Linked DNA regions of Homo sapiens: region 2 is linked to region 1. Evidence: chromatin loops called from intact Hi-C (ENCODE). Cell type or tissue: PC-3. All regions are shown on one strand.

Region 1 (8,000 bases):
CTCCAGCTCGGGCAACAGAGCATGACTCTGTCTCCAAAAAAAAGTGATTTGGCTGGGTGTGGTGACTCACGCCTATAATCCCAACACTTTGAGAGGCCGTGGTGGGAGGCTTGCTTGAGCCCAGGAATTCCAGATCAGCCTGGGCGAGATCAGTGAGACCCAGTTTCTAAAAAAAATTAAAAATTAGCCAGGCATAGTGGCGTGTACTTGGAGTCCAGCTACTGGGGAGACTGAGGTGGGAGGATCACTTGAGCCCAGGAATTAGAGGTGACAGTGAGCTATGATTGTGCCACTGTACTCCAGCCTGGGCAACAAAGCAAGACCCTGTCTCTAAAACAAGAAAAATGAAAAGTGATTTGTGGGACCAAGTGCAGTGGCTCATGCCTGTAATCCCAGCACTTTGGGAGGCCAAAGTGGATGGATCACCTGAGGCCATGAGTTCGATACCAGCCTGGCCAATATGGTGAAACCCATCTCTACTAAAAACACAAAAACTAGCCAGATCTGGTGGTGTGTGCCTGTAGTCCCAGCTACTCGGGAGGCTAAGACACGAGGATCACTTGAACCCAAGGGGCGATGGCTGCAGTGAACTGCGATCATGCCACTGCACTCTAGCCTGGGTGACAAAGCAAGACTCTGTCTCAGAAAAAAACAAAAAAAAAAAAAGTGATTTGTGTTAGATCCCAAGATGGAGAAGCCAAGAACATAATCCTGATCTTCTAACTCCGATTCCAGTGTTCCTTTTTCCTTTTTCCTCAACACAGAGCAAGAACATAACTTTGTTTTGCTTCCACCCTACCTACTTTCAGAAAGTCGCTCCGCTGGCACAGTGTGAGGAAGGAGAGTGGGAGTATAAACATCACTGTGGTCAAGACAGTAGGAAACATCCTACCTTTGCCTCTAGCTAATCAGACTTTTAGAATCCATGCAATTGAATGGAAAGAAATGGAGAATGGGTTAGCTGCTGGGTTTTATTTTCTACCTGTCCTATTTTTGGCTTTCTGTGTATACTCAGAAACAGAAAACTACCACAAATTTCAAGGAGCCCCTAATCTAGAATATCTCTTGGATCTTCTGCTCATATGCAAAATTTTAGATCTGCTTAACTGTTGACTCTTATCACTTTGAGTCTTAGAAAAGAAGGAAAGAGGCCAGGCGTGGTGGCTCATCCCTGCAATCCCAGCACTTTGAGAGGCCAAGGTGGGTGGATTACCTGAGGTCAGGAGTTCAAGACCAGCCTGGCTAACGTGGTGAAACCCCATCTCTACCAAAAAATACAAAAATTAGCCAGGCGCAGTGGCACATGCCTATAGTCCTAGGTACTGGGGAGGATGAGGCAGGAGGATCGCTTGAAACCAGGAGATCCAGGCTGCAGTGAGCTGAGATCATGCCACTGCACTCCAGCCTGGGCGACAAAGCAAGACTTCATCTCAAAAACAAAAATTGAAAAAAAAAGAAAGAAAAGGAAAGAATAAAAACCTTTACTTGCCCCTAGCTTATGAAACTTTTGCTCTTCCACCATGTTTTATTGAACTACTTTTTTTCTTATAAATCTTAATCTCTCTGATATGCCTTAGCTGGTGATTTTTAGCATGCTTTTAGTTACCATCCACTTCACAAAGCCATTCTGTTCCTAGGGCTTATGATGAGATTCGTTTTACTGGGGACACAGCACCAAGCAGTTTACTGTAATATATAAACAAAACAAAACAAAGCTGAAACATTCCTCCTTTTCCTTTCCGTGAACTCTCACCTTTCTACTTATGTAGCACAACCTGCATATCCTTAACCTCTTAAGGATCAGCATTTCAGATACTACTAGGAGTTTACTCTTGGTCAGGCCACAATAAGACAAATCATTAAAAGATCAAACACAATCAAATGACCTGCAGGAACTTCGACAGTGTACATATTCTGACCAAAAGTGGGCAGAGAGCATGTGAAGGAAAAGCACCGACTCCACAGGGCAAATCAGAAGGGCTGCACAAGAAATACCAGCTGGCAGCAGTTACCAACACACTACCACTTTCTTTTCTTTTTTTGAGATGGAGTTTCACTCTTGTTGCCCAGGCTGTAGTGCAATGGCACGGTCTCGGCTCACTGCAACCAACATCTCCTGGGTTCAAGTGATTCTCCTGCCTCAGCCTCCTGAGTAGCTGGAATTACAGGTGCCTGCCACCATGCCCAGCTAATTTTTTTTTTTTTTTTGTATTTTTAGTAGAGACAGGGTTTCACCATGTTAGCCAGGCTGGTCTCGAACTCCTGATCTCAGGTGATTCACCCGCCTTGGCCTCCCAAAGTGCTGGGATTACAGGCGTGAGCCACCTCGCCCAGCCTCGCACTACCACTTTCAAATCTTTCTTTCTCCCTGCTCTTGGTTGACTGCATCCGCCTAAGAAGGTTGCCACACTGGTCCTAGACCCTGTATTTGGTGATAAATTCACTCAAAACAAAGTTATAACCATATAGGACATACTTGCCAATGACTCTGAGTTTATTTTTCACAATCATCTTTCAGCCAAGAGAAAAAATTAATTATCACTCCACCCAATCATTACCCTCCATTCTTCTGTGTATATGCTTTGGCATAAAGGGTTGGCTTGCCTGCACTCTCGTTGGGGATGTTTATTATTCTTTCTTTTACTCCAAGCCTCCTACCAACAAGCAGAAAAAAAACCTCCACACACAATGGGGGAAGGAGAGAGCTTCCCACAGCTGAGTCAGCTGTGAGCACTGGAAAAGCGAAGCTAGGTGAAGTTCCTTCAGCCCAGCAGCCCCCAACCCTATCCCTATTTTACTCCCTGGGGGCTGGGCCCCTTGTGGCAGGGACTAAGTAGTCAGCTCTTTGTTCCACACTCAAGCAGAATTCAGTGGCAGGTGAAGCCATCCAATAATCCTGAACTTAGACTGACCTTGACCTAAACCATAGCTCAGTGTGATAAAGAAAATAATTCACTGGGGCAAAGGTGCTTTCCTTAAAAAATAACTTGCCATGGCGAATTTTTTACTGCCCCCCACACTTATCTGTAGCAACCAGAGACCAGGACAAAATTATTATTCAAGCTGCTGACCTTAATCCCCAATTGTTTAGGAGGTGCTGGGGCAGTTCCTTGGTCAGCTTGGATGTCACTTTGCCCCAGACAGGGGTGCTGAATATGTCTAACAGTACAGCAGATTGTCCCTTAAGAACAATCATCTGCCAAGTAAGGGTAATTGCTGAGCAAGAGGGTCCCTGGCACAGCTACGGATCACGTCTTATAAGGTCAAAACCACTAAAGGAAAAGGCCCAAAGTTCTGGTTGTATCCACCACTTTCCACTTCTACTATCTCCACTCCCCAAGTGTGGGAAACCCATTTGCCTCAGAGATCTGGGCTGGGAGTCACCCTGCAATCTCCCTTCCCCTGGTGGTGTGGAAAGGCTTAAAGGCCAGACACACCAGCTCAGAGAAACAGCTCATCGAAGCCTTGCACTTACTTCTCATAGCGCTGATAAGCGCGTTGCCGTCTTTGATTACGTCTTTGATGAATTTGTTGGTCCTCTCCAGTTCCTGCTCATAACACTTGAGCCTCTCGCGGAAATCGGGGCTGTCCAGGTAGCAGTCGCTGAACTCCAGCGGGGGATGACCCATGGTTCTGATGGCCGGGAGTAGGGGGAAAGGGGAAAGACACAAAGACCGAGAGCATCAATGGCACAGTAGAGGAAGTAGAGGGGACGGACTGAGCGCGCGACCCGCTTAAGGAAGCTCATAGCCTCCGTCCCTTTGGAGGACAGGTACCTGTTTCAGTGAGACTCCTGAGGAGCGCTGGCTGGTCCGGACAGAGAACAGGCGCCCCGGCGATGGCTTCAGGGCCAGGGAGAGCTAACTATCGCAGTCGGATCCCGGCAGGGTGCTGCCTAGCAAGCAGCATGTCCCTTAGGCATCGCCTTCCCAGATAAGCAGCAAAAACCGCAGCCCGACTTGCCTCCGGAGACGGGCCGGATCCTTCCTGAGCAATTGCAAACGTGACACTTGGGCCCGCCCAAGGTGTAGGCGAGGTTAGAGCTGGAGCTGGGAACAGCCTCTCTACAGGCTCCTCGCTCCGGAGCGAGCGGAAGACTTCCTTGGCCGAACTCCGCGGGCAACCCGGATTGCACTGTCCCCTCCCCTTTCTTAAAGCCAACGCCTGCGCCCCGCCCCAGCGAAGCCCGAGGACCAAACCGGAGCGCTCTGGCTCCTTCCTCAACTGTTTTCCTTGTACCTTAGAGTTTCCTGACCAGGGCCCGCTGGCTGCTAAGACTTCTTCCTGGTGCAAGGGAGCCGGCCGGCCGGCCGTCCTTTTAGGCGCCGGAAGGGTTAAGCCAGGGCGGCAATGAAACGTAGCCTCGCTCCATAGACACTGCAGCGGGAAGAGGAGGGCGAGAGCGCGACGCACAATAGCCGCGGTAGCCCAGCGCTTCCCTACGGAAACTGGGGAGCAGTCAGCGCCCTAGGACTCCAGCTGGAAAGCGTGGCGGCCTGGGAGATGTAGTCTTTCCGTTTGCACTCCCCAAGACTCCTCCCTGCAGTCTCCCCACCACCCCGCCTGGGAGGCTGCTCTCCCAGAACGGCATTCCCAGCCTGCCGCAGGCTCCTGCGCAGGGACCGGCCCCAAGGGGCAGGTGCGCGGCGCTGGACTCTGCGGGGGAAGTTTCCGAAACTAGAGCAAGAACCCGCAAGACTAGATTGCAGGAAGCCATCTCTCAATTCCCATGATTCGGCTGGGTTGTGTATTCTTTTGCCTTCCCCTCTTTCCAGCCTCCTTCGGACCTACCAACTTCTTTTCCTCTTTCTTTTCCCATGTCTCCTGCTCTAAGTGCTCTAATTCCCTTGGGCCTTCGACCTGAAGGGTTGATTCCTACTCTAGGGTCTCCGTGAAGCTCAGTGCCCCCTGCCAAAGAAAGGGAGGCCATAATTCAGAGTTAATATTTTCCTGAATAGGACCTCAGAGCATGGCTTTTGTGGCAGACGCCGATAATGCATATGATTTTCCATGTGTAAGTGGAAAGTCTAAGAATAGGATGTTATAAATTGTCTTGCAGCTTACCTTAAAGGCAGCTGTCTTGAGACTAAGGGTAGGTAGAGGCTCGAAAAACTAAAAAATAGTTTGTGCGTGGGCAAAGAGATCCCTTTAATTCTGCAGAAGTGTTTACATTAGATTGCCCTGTGAAGAAAGCCAGAACGGAAGGGGGTTGTAAATAGAATAATAGTGGCTGACCCACCTGAATTAGGGTCCTGTTGCTGCTGTGACAAATTACCACAAACTTGATGTCCTAAATCAGCATAAAGTTATAATCTACAGTTCCAGAAGGCAGAAATCAGAAATGGGCCTCACTGGGATCAAATCAAGATGTTAGAAGGGTTGTGTTCATTTTCAGATAGTCTAGGGGTAGAATCTGGTTCCTTACCTTTTCCGGCTCAAGCTGCTCACATCCTTTGGCTCATAGCTCCCTTCCTCCGTCTTTAAAGCTAGCACTGGCCAGTCAAGTCTTTCTCATGCTACATCACTGTGATTCTCATGCCTCCCCTTAAGGACCCTTATGATTACACTGGGTCCACAGGATAATCTCCCCCATCACATCATCCTTAATCACATCTGCAAATTTCATTTTGCCACATAAGATAACGTAGCCACAGGTTTCAGGACATGGACATCTGTGAAGGAGGAAACATTATTCTACCCACCACACAACCTATCGCCCATCTCACTAATCTTCAAAACAACCCTATGAGGATGGTTTTATTATTATACCCATTTAAAGATGGAGAAGCTGGGTCAAAGAGAGTTTAAGTGACTTGCCGAAGGACAAACAGCTAGTTAAATGGCAGCACTTGAACTTGAGCCCAGCCTGGCTGGCTCTAGAGGTAGTGCTCTTGACCACTACACTATATAGCAGAATGGCAATGAGAAAACGCCCTCTGAAAATAAATAAGTAGCCACATCTCAGGGGAAAGTTTTGTTTCTTACTCTTTTTATCTTTAAGGTTAATTTATGGGAAAATGTCCAAAATGAGCTTTAAATGCACCATGGGTTGAAAAATGCAGGTACTAAGGGAAGGTACCCATTCAATGGGTATATGGTCTTTCACACTAGTAAGTTTCCTTTTAGCATTCATTCACTCGTTTAACAAGCATTTTTTGAACACCTGCTATATACTTTTATTTATAAAGCCTATACATATATTTTCATCACTATAAAAATTGCCATTGACATTTTTTAAAATTTTATTTATTTATGTATTTTTTTGTTTGAGAAAGGGTCTCACCCTGTTGCCCAGGCTAAAGTGCAATCAATAGCTCAATCACGGCTCCCTGCAGCCTCGACCTCCCTGGGCTCAGGTGATCCTCCCACCTCAGCCTCCTCCTGAGTAGCTAGGACTACAGGCACATGCCACCACACCTGGCCAATTTTTGTATTTTTTTGTAGAGACGGGGTTTCACCATGTTGGCTAGGCTAGTCTCAAACTCCTGGGCTAGAGGGATCCACCCACTGCAGCCCCCACCAAAGTGCTGGGATTACAGGTGTGAGCCACCATGCCCAGCTGCTGTTGACATTATTGATGTTAGATTCAATCATACTCATCTGAGTTCCTATACTCAAAGTGTTTTACAGTCATCTGTGTTATCCTTTATCTAGACAATGAAACTAAAGCACAGAAATAACAAATTCCCTAGACCAAATACCGAAGAAGAAACAGGGCTAAAATTAGAACTCACACGGCGTGGTGGCTCACGCTTGTAAACCCAGCACTTTGGGAGGTCAAGGCGGGCAGATCACCTGAGGTCAGGAGTTCAAGACCAGCCTGGCCAACATGGGGAAACCCCATCTCTATTAAAAATAAAAAATTAGCCAGGTGTAGTGGTGTGTGCCTGTAATCTCAGCTACTCAGGAGTCTGAGGCAGGAGAATCGCTTGAACCCAGAATGCAGAGGTTGCAGTGAGCCAAGATTGGGCCACTGCACTGCAGCCTGGATGACAGAGCAAGACTCCATCTCAAAAAAAAAAAAAAAAAAAAAAAAAAAAAAAAAAAAACTCAGTTCTTCAGATAATACTTGCATTCATCAAGCACTATCTTAATTGCTTTGCACAATTTCTCCCTGACCCTCACAGCTAACCCTATGTCACTGAGAGTCTTTAAAATTTTGTTCACATAACCCCTAAAAGAATTTTGGGAGCTATGTACTCCTTCGTTTTTAAGTGGTATCTTTTTTTTATTTTATTTTTTTGAGACAGAGTCTCACTCTGTCACCCAGGCTAGAGTGTGGTGGCACGATCTCCACTCACTGCAACCTCCACCTCCCAGGTTCAAGCAATTCTCCTGCCTCAGCCTCCCGAGTAGCTGGGATTCCAGGCACATGTCACCATGCCCGCTTTATTTATTTATTTATTTTTAGTAGAGATTGGGTTTCATCATGTTGGTCAGGCTGGCCTTGAACTCCTGACCTCGAGCGAGCCACCCACCTCAACCTCCCAAAGTGCTGGAATTACAAGCATGAGCCACCACCCCTGGCCTAACATCTAAATTTTTTCATTATGCTTAAATAGTTGCAAAAAGTTTAATTTCTAACATACTAGGAATATTGACGTTTTAAAATAAAACTGTTACATCACTCTTTTAAAAGTATTCAATCTGACATCCATCATCAAACGCACAAAGCAAAACAAAGTGTAAACACATCTTGAATCTTCAAAAAATTTATTCTATTGTTCATTTTTTCTTCTTCAAATCAATTATCTATACGTTTTCCCCACAGAAATTTTATCCTTTTTTTTTTTTAAACAGTCTTACTCTGTCACCCAGGCTGGAGTGCAGTGGCACAATCTTAAGTGCACTGCAGCCTCGAACTCCTGAACTCAAACGATTCTCGCATCTCAGACTCCCAAGTAGTTAAGAGTATATGCCTGAGCCACCATGTCTGGCTAATGTTTTTTGTTGTTGTTGTGTTGTTTTGTAGGGACAGGGTCTCACCATGTTGTCCAGGC
Region 2 (8,000 bases), 130 kb before region 1:
CTCACGCCTGTAATCCCAGCACTTTGGGAGGCCAAGACGGGTGGATCACTTAAGGTCAGGAGTTTGAGACCAGCCTGACCAACATGGTAAAACTCCATCTCTACTAAAAAAATACAAAATTAGCCAGGTGTGGTGGTGCATGCCTGTAATCCCAGCTACTTGAGAGGCTGAGGCAGGAGGATCGCTTGAACCCAGGAGGCGGAGGTTGCAGAGAGCCGAGATCACGCCATTGCACTCCAGCCTGAACAACAAAAGTGAAATTTCATCTCAAAAAAAAAAAAGAAAGAAAGAAAATGTAATATATATACACAGTGAAATATTATTCAGCAATTAAAAAGCATGAATCCTGGCATTCATGGCAACACGGATGAGCCTTGAAGACATTATGTTAACTAAAATAAGCCAGGGACAAGAAAGATAAATACCACATGCTCTTACTCGTATGTGAGAGCTAAAAAAGTTGATCTCATAGAAGTAGAGAATAGAGTAGTGGTTACTAGAGGCTTGGAAGGGTAGGGAGGAGCAGGGGATAAAGAGGAGTTGGTTAGGCCTGTCTCAAAGAAACAAAGAAGAGTTGGTTAATGTATACAAAATTATGGCTAGACAGAAGAAAAAGTTCCACTTTCTATTGCAATGCAGTGTGACTATAGTTAACAATATTTTATTGTATACATTCAAATAGTTAGAAAACAGGATTTTGAATGTTGCCCAGACAAAGAAATGATAAATATTTTAGGTCATGCTAATTACTCTGATTTGATCATTACACATTATATACACATATTGAAATATCACACTGTATCCCATAAATACATACAAATATGTATCAAATAAAAATGTTTATCAATCTTTTATAAAATAAATGACCATTTTTTTTCAAACATGATTATACCATTTTGCATTCTGTAGGATAATTTCAGATGATCCACATACTTGCCAACACCTGGTTATTTATTTATTTATTTTCATTTTAGTCATTCTAATGGGTGTGTAATAGTATCTCACTAGTTTTAATTTGCATTTTTCTGGTGATTAATGATATAAATGTCATATATTTATTATTTGCGTATCTTTTTTTCAAGAAGGGTCTGTTCAAATCTCTTGCCCATTTTATAATTGAGTTGTCTTATGACTAAACTATAAGATTTCTTTATGTATTCTGGAAACGAGTCTTTTGCCAGATAAATGTATTGCGAATATTCTTTAAATTAACAAAGGGCTTAGCATTCTTTAAATTAACAAAGGGCTTAGCAATCTGAATACTGTTTATTTAATTTTAAAAAGACTGAATCTCTATAAGAACAGTGACCTTTTTGGTATATTAAGGTATGCTAATCAAAGCACCATCTCCATCTCTGCAGTAACACTGAAAACCCACAGTCATACAGCTACAACAGCTGTGAAAATCAACAGCTTAGCAGCCACTAGAGAAGGCAGAATGTGGTTGAAGTTTCACAAGGCCCTACCCCCAGAAAATTGCCATCCGGTTTAATATGTCCTATAAGCTCTATACTCAAAATTTGTCTTAGTTTGTTCTGACTTTAAGTTCATTCTGTGAAAACAACACTGCTATTGGGGAATTTGTCAAAAACAATCATCTGAAATAGTTTAAGATTATGGTGACCTGAAGCAGTGTGACAAGCTGAAATTAACAAGAGGCTGACCAAAACACTTGGTAAAAAAAAATAATAATAATTAATTAAATAAAATCAAGACACGCCAGGCTTGGTGGCTCATTCCTATAATCCCAGCACTTTGGGAGGCTGAGGCTGGAGGATGGCTTGAGCCCAAGAGTTCGAGACTAGCCTGAGTAACATAGTGAGAACCCCATCTCTAGAAAAAATAAAAATAAAAAATAGCCGGGTGACGTAGTGTATGCCTGTGGTCAAAGCTACTCAGGAGGCTGAAGTGGCAAGAGGTCGAGACTGTAGCGAGCAGTGATCATACCACTGCACTGAAGCCTGAGTAACAGAGAGAGACCCCATCTCAAAATAATAATCATAATAATTTTTAATGGACAATGGCCTGCCCATGGGGGCTTTGAAAAGTTGCAATGTAAAATCTAGAAAGACATGGGTCATAAAAAAGAATATGTGCATGTTCCAGGCTATTCATAGGCCCATGAAAGACTTAAGAAGTTCCTAATCTCTCACCTCTTGCTTAGCCTTGAGGTTCTGCACAAGCAGGAAGAGAAACATAAGGCATAATGGTCATCTGACTAGGTGAATGTCGTTGAAAGCATATCCCAATTCACACAATGACCAGCAGCAAAAGCTGGAAGGCTATTGGTTCAAAGTATTTAAATTAAATCATTGTTCAATCATTAGCTGCCCACTAAGCAAACCTACCAGAGGCTTCAGTGGCTTCTAACAACAAAGAATACACACTTTATAGAATTAGTCCAAAAAGTCAATAAATAAGCATACAATAACAAACAACCACCCTGGGGAAGGGAAAAATCTAATTTCCAGAGTTGCCACATGATTTTATATGTTCACTTTTCAACAAAAAATTATGAGACAGACTAAGACACAGGAAACAATAGTCCATGCTCAACGGGACACCATGCCTAAGAACTAAGGAAAGACTGAGAACAATGTCTCACCAAAGAGAAAATATCAATAAAACAATGGAAATAATTTTGAAAGAACCAATTAAAACATACAGTGGTGAGGGAGCTGCTGAATAAATTCTTCCACTCTTCAGTCCCCAGCTGGATAGTTCTCAGTCATATTTCATAAGGCCCTTCAGAGGCTACAGCATGATTAAACTAGTTGTCTGAGCATTGGCCAACTCAATAATGCATCCAAATATTGGCTTTTCCTCCTTTCCCATTTCACTTCTTTTCCACTCCCTGCATTGATCATTTCCTTTGTCCCTCACTCTTGCTTCCACTTAAACTACCTCTGCTCCCAAGCCTCTGCATCAAGCTCTCTCTGCTTTTAGGGGGAAGCCAGGTAAAGATAATGAGCTCTTCATTACTGGAGCTGACTACTACTCGTTACTGGAGCAAATGTTAGAAAAAGATTCTAGGCATTAGATTATAACAAACTTTATCGAAAGATTGGGGAGGAATCAGTAACTAACTGGAATGGGAAGTTGGGAGATACAAAGAAGGGGAGCAAGAATGAAGGAGAAGGAAAATACATGAGCTGCTTCAGAGAAAAGAAAAGCTTTTCTTATCCATAATCTCAAAATCTAAAATAATGTCCAGTATAAAGTAGGTCGTCAATGTTAGCCAAATGAATGTATGACTTTAAAAGAGTAAATCAACTTTTTAATTTCTAAAGGTCTAATTTAATAGATGGAAGCTGTCCGAAAAATTAAATCTACTTTTTCCCCAAATTCATCTTCTTTTTTTGAAACAGGGTCTCATTGTGTCACCCAGGCTGGAGTGCAGTGGCATGATTGCAGCTCACTGCAGCCTTGACCTCCCGGGCTCAAGTGATCCTCCCACCTCAGCCTCCCACATAGCTAAGACTACAAACACACACCACTCCACCCAGCTAATTTCTAAAATTTTTTGTAGAGACAGACCCTTGCTTTGTTTCCCAGGTTGGTCTTGAAGTCCTGGCTTCAAGTGATCCTCCCACTTTGGCCACCCAAAGTGATGGGATTACAGGTATGAGCCACTGCACCCAGCCCCAAAATCCACTTTAATATATAAGCAGTTTACTACCATTTCAGTGGTCCCAGGAATATTAAATAAATGTTGCAAAAATTTAGCACAGCTTACAGTTTCATTACTATAGCTGTATTACATTAGGAATTTATAGAGTGGGTCAGATGTGGTGGCTCACGCCTGTAATCCCAGCACTTTGGGAAGCTGAGGCATGCGGATTGCCTGAAGCTCAGGAGTTCAAGAGCAGCCTAGGCAACATTGTGAGACCCTGTCTCTACCAAAAAAAAAATAATAATAATAATAATAGCCGAGCATGGTGGTGTGCACCTGTAGTCCCAGCTACTCAGGAGGCTGAGGCAGGAGAATTGCTTGAGCCCGGGAGGCAGAGGTTGCAGTGAGGTGAGATCACATGCCATTGCACTTCAGCCTGGGTGACAGAGCGAGACCCTATGTCAACAAAAAAAAAAAAAAAGGAATTTATAGCGAATGGATATACGAAACTCCATGTGAATTGTGCCAGTAATCCATTATGCCATAAAAGCTGCATAAGGATAACCTATAGAAAATTGTTCTGAGATATTAGTGCCAAAGGTACTGATCAACCCAGGGAGTGGAAAAAGGGTGTATCAAGAAAAGGAAATAATGAAGCTCAAGTCCTAATTAGTTTCCACTTATAGAGGAGACAAACTACAATGCAACATGTATAGAACAGGAAAACATGTATAAAACGTTATCTACAAGTACAGGTATATATATTTACCTGTATTGTGTATAACTCCATTTGCACCTAGTTTTTAACTGGGAAGAAACTTAGGTAGCTAAGTTTCAATATGACTCAAAACTTCATGGATGCAACTCTAATTCTAAAGCAGATTACACAATAAAAATGCCCGAGGGATTCCTAGGCTTTGTGGTTTTGACTACTTTCAGTTTGAAATAAAAAATGTTCTCTTAACACATGCATCCCTTTATACTTATGAATTTATTAGTTTCAATGACTCATCACATTACCACCTGGTAAGGTTATGTGCTTTTCCAAAGCAAAATGAGGTAGTGGAAATATCACTAAGACAGGAGTTTTAGTCTTGCCTCTGGAACAAATCAGTTTCATGAGTTTGGGCAAGTTAACTTGCCTCCCTGGGCCTCAATTAATCAAAAACAAAAAAATGCTACTACTTACCAGTTACTGTGGCTTCCCTTTAGTTCCTACAGTTGTGAAAGAAACATAATATCATATACCTCATTGGCTTGTGGGGGGATTAAAATAAGATGTCATGGTGAAGTTCTTTCACAAAAAATAAATTGGCTGGGTGCGGCAGTGGCTAACGCCTGTAATCCCAGCACTTTGGGAGGCTGAGGCAGGCAGATCACTTGAGCTCAGGAGTTCGAGACCAGCCTGGCCAACATGGTGAAACCCCGTCTCTACCAAAAATACAAAAAATCAGGCAGGCGTGGTGGTGTGTGCCTGTGGTTCTAGCTACTCAGGAGGCTAAGATGGGAGGATCACTTGAGCTCAGGAGTCAGAGGTTGCAGTGAGCTGAGACTGTGCCACTGCACTGCAGCCTGGGTGACAGAGTGAGACCCCATCTCACGAAAAGAAAAAAGAAAAGAAAAGAAAAGAAAAAAGAAAAGAAAATAAATCACTTTCTAAATGTAGTTATTTTTATTTTAAAATTTGGCTAACGTTGCTATTAACTAGACTGATATGAACTAATGAGGATATACGCAGTTAGCCTATAAATTTGAAGTGAAACTAGACTAGGACAGTGGTTCTCGCACTTGTTTTTTTGTTTTTTGAGACAGGGTCTAGCTCGGATGCCCAGGCTGGAGTGCAGTGGCATGATCTCAGCTCACTGCAGCCTCAACCTCCTGGGCTCAAGTGATCCTCCCACGTCAGCCTCCTGAGTGGCTGGGACTACAGCTGTGCGCCATGACACCTGGCTATTTATTTTTTTATTTTTTTCTTGTAGAGACAGGGTCACACTATATTGAGGAGGCCGATCTCAAACTCCTGTGCTCAAGCAATCTTCCTGTCTTGGCCTCCCAAAGTGTTGGGATTACAAGTGTGAGCCACTGCGCCCAGCCTGGTTCTTGCATTTTTAAAGGGTTATAGACCCCTTTGAGAATATAAAAAATACTTTCTTCCCAGAAAGATATATGTAACATAAACTTCTGTACAATCTCTACAGTTCCAGATGCCCTAAGAAACCCATGTTAAGAACCAATAAACAAGATAATCCTCAAGGTCTCTTCTCTTTAACACTCTTGAGTATATGTTTTTCCTTTTTAAAATGAGTAAATGAAGTAGCTACTCTATAAATCAGATTGATTTAACCAAAATATCTTCCTCCTAATCCAAATACATAAAAATACTGGGTAAAAGGGCAACAAACATGTGTGTATTTTTAAAATACATAGCAAACTGAGAAAGCAAGAAAAAGAAGCTCCCAAGTACTAGAAATGAAGAACAAATTCAAAGCCATAACAGAGAGCAGCAGCTGAGGCAGTAGAGAGATTAGAACTAGATATACTCAGTTCTCATTATTTACGGATTCTATATTTGCAAATTTGCCTAGTCAATAAAATGTACTTGCAACACCAAAATCAATACTTACGACATTTTGCCCACTCATTCATGGACATGCAAATAGCTATGAAAAATGTGAGTCACCAATATATACATTCTGAGCTTGAAAAGGGGGATACTGCCTTCTTGTTTCAGCTCTCATACTATAAAACAATTGTCCTTTTCCTGGTCTATTTAGTGCCACATTTGTCACATTTTTCTACTTCTTGTTGATGGGTTAGCTGTTTAACATGGCCCCTTAGCATAGTGCTGAAGTACTATCTGGTGGTCCTAAAGGAAAGAAGGCTGAGACATCCTTACAGAGAAAACAAGTAGGTGCTAGATAAGCTTCGTTCAGCCACAGCTTCTAGTGCTGTTAGCCATGAATTCAATGTTAATGAATCAACTATATATATGATAAAATATGGGGTCTTTAAACAGAAACCAGGTAAAACAAGTTTATGTATTGATGGCTGCTGAAAACGTGGAGAGGCTCACAGGTACCTAACCCTGTATTTCCTCTAGGAGAAATGGTTCAGTATTCACTAACTAAATGTTTACATTGACTTTACAGAGCATAACTACCATGAATAACAAGAATTGACTATATGTGGTAGTTGGAATTTTATCAGCAGGCAAAGGGACATTACTTAGGAGCTGGGAGCTTGGAATGAGGTCCCTTCATGAGGTCTACTGGCATATGACACTGTAGGAATACACTAGAGAGTCTCCCATTGTGGTAAAATAAAGTTATCCAGAACCACAAGCTTTTGCTAATTAGAGTTCAAGTTTATACTGCTCACAAAGGTTTCTAAAAGTTAATTTTAAAACTAATCCTGAACCAGCACCACGCAAGCTCTAAGAAGAGGAAAAAAAAAATGCCCCATAAGAACACCTCTATAACCCAGGGCACATAAGGGAATCCCAAAGAAACAACTGCCACCCAGAACTTCACAGTTGAAAATTATAAACCACACTAGGAAACCAATATGAGAGCCAGGCAGCAGTCAAGGCAAATAAGTGGGTTCTCTTCTGTAAGATCTAGGATTATATTACACTCCAAAAAGTAATTTTTAAATATGAATAATTTAAATATTCAAAAAAATAGTAAAAATTAGAATCCATATACCAGTCACAGATTATCTCAAAAGAAACAAGAATCAGAATGACAGCCATTTGCTCAACAACAACACTGCCAAAAAATGGATTATTAGTTTTTACTTGCTAAGAGAAAATAACCATCAACATACTAGTAGCAAACTAGAAAACAGATCTGAAGAAATCATCCAGAGCACAGCACAGGGAGAAAAACAGCTGCAAAATATAAAAGAAAAAATAGAAGATAAGGCTAGGAAAAGAGGCACTGATAGGAAAACCCAAATAAGGGAATAAAAGGCATGGGGGAGGCCAGGTGCCATGGCTCATGCCTGTAATTCCAGCACTGTGAGAGGCCAAGGCAAGCAGACTGCTTGAAACCAAGAGTTCGAGACCAGCCTGGGCAACATTGTGAGAAGTTGTCTCTACCCCTTCAAAAAAAAAATTATTTAAAATCACCAGGAATGGTGGTGCATGCCTGTAGTCCCCAGCTAAGGTGGTTGGAGGGAAGTTGAGGCTGGAGGATGGCTTCAGCCTGGGAGGTCAAGGCTTGCAGTAAGCTATGATAGTGCCACAGCACTCCAGGCTAGGCAACAGAGCAAGACCCTGTCCCCGCTCCCAAAAAAGAAAGAAAAAGAACAAAATGGGAATATCAAACAAAATGGATAATATATATTTAAAAGGGCAATTCACGTAGAATACACAGCAATTACAAAC

The links. A loop is a pair of places that touch in the nucleus more often than their neighbours do. Peaks named below come from ENCODE experiments on the same cell type or tissue, not always from the same donor. Only the 100,000 strongest peaks of a DNase experiment are listed, where the experiment ranks them.
Region 2: a loop joins it to region 1, with 2.4 times the contacts of the local background. A loop is called at or near these places in 3 of 110 quality-filtered maps.

The regions. Positions count from the first base shown.
Region 1 is chrX:68,429,392-68,437,391 of GRCh38, forward strand. OPHN1 (oligophrenin 1) reads right to left here and starts at 4,104. Exons shown (of 25, transcript NM_002547.3): 1 at 3,777-4,104; 2 at 3,476-3,633. The coding sequence starts at 3,629. In PC-3, no CTCF peak of the experiment used is centred here; DNase peaks (open chromatin) are centred at 50 and 4,070; H3K4me3 peaks cover 3,028 bases; H3K27ac peaks cover 2,541 bases.
Region 2 is chrX:68,303,380-68,311,379 of GRCh38, forward strand. All of the region lies in intron 2 of OPHN1 (oligophrenin 1), which reads right to left. Among named protein-coding and RNA genes, the nearest start is that of OPHN1, 130 kb to the right of the region's middle. In PC-3, no CTCF peak of the experiment used is centred here; a DNase peak (open chromatin) is centred at 4,542; H3K4me3 peaks cover 337 bases; H3K27ac peaks cover 4,325 bases.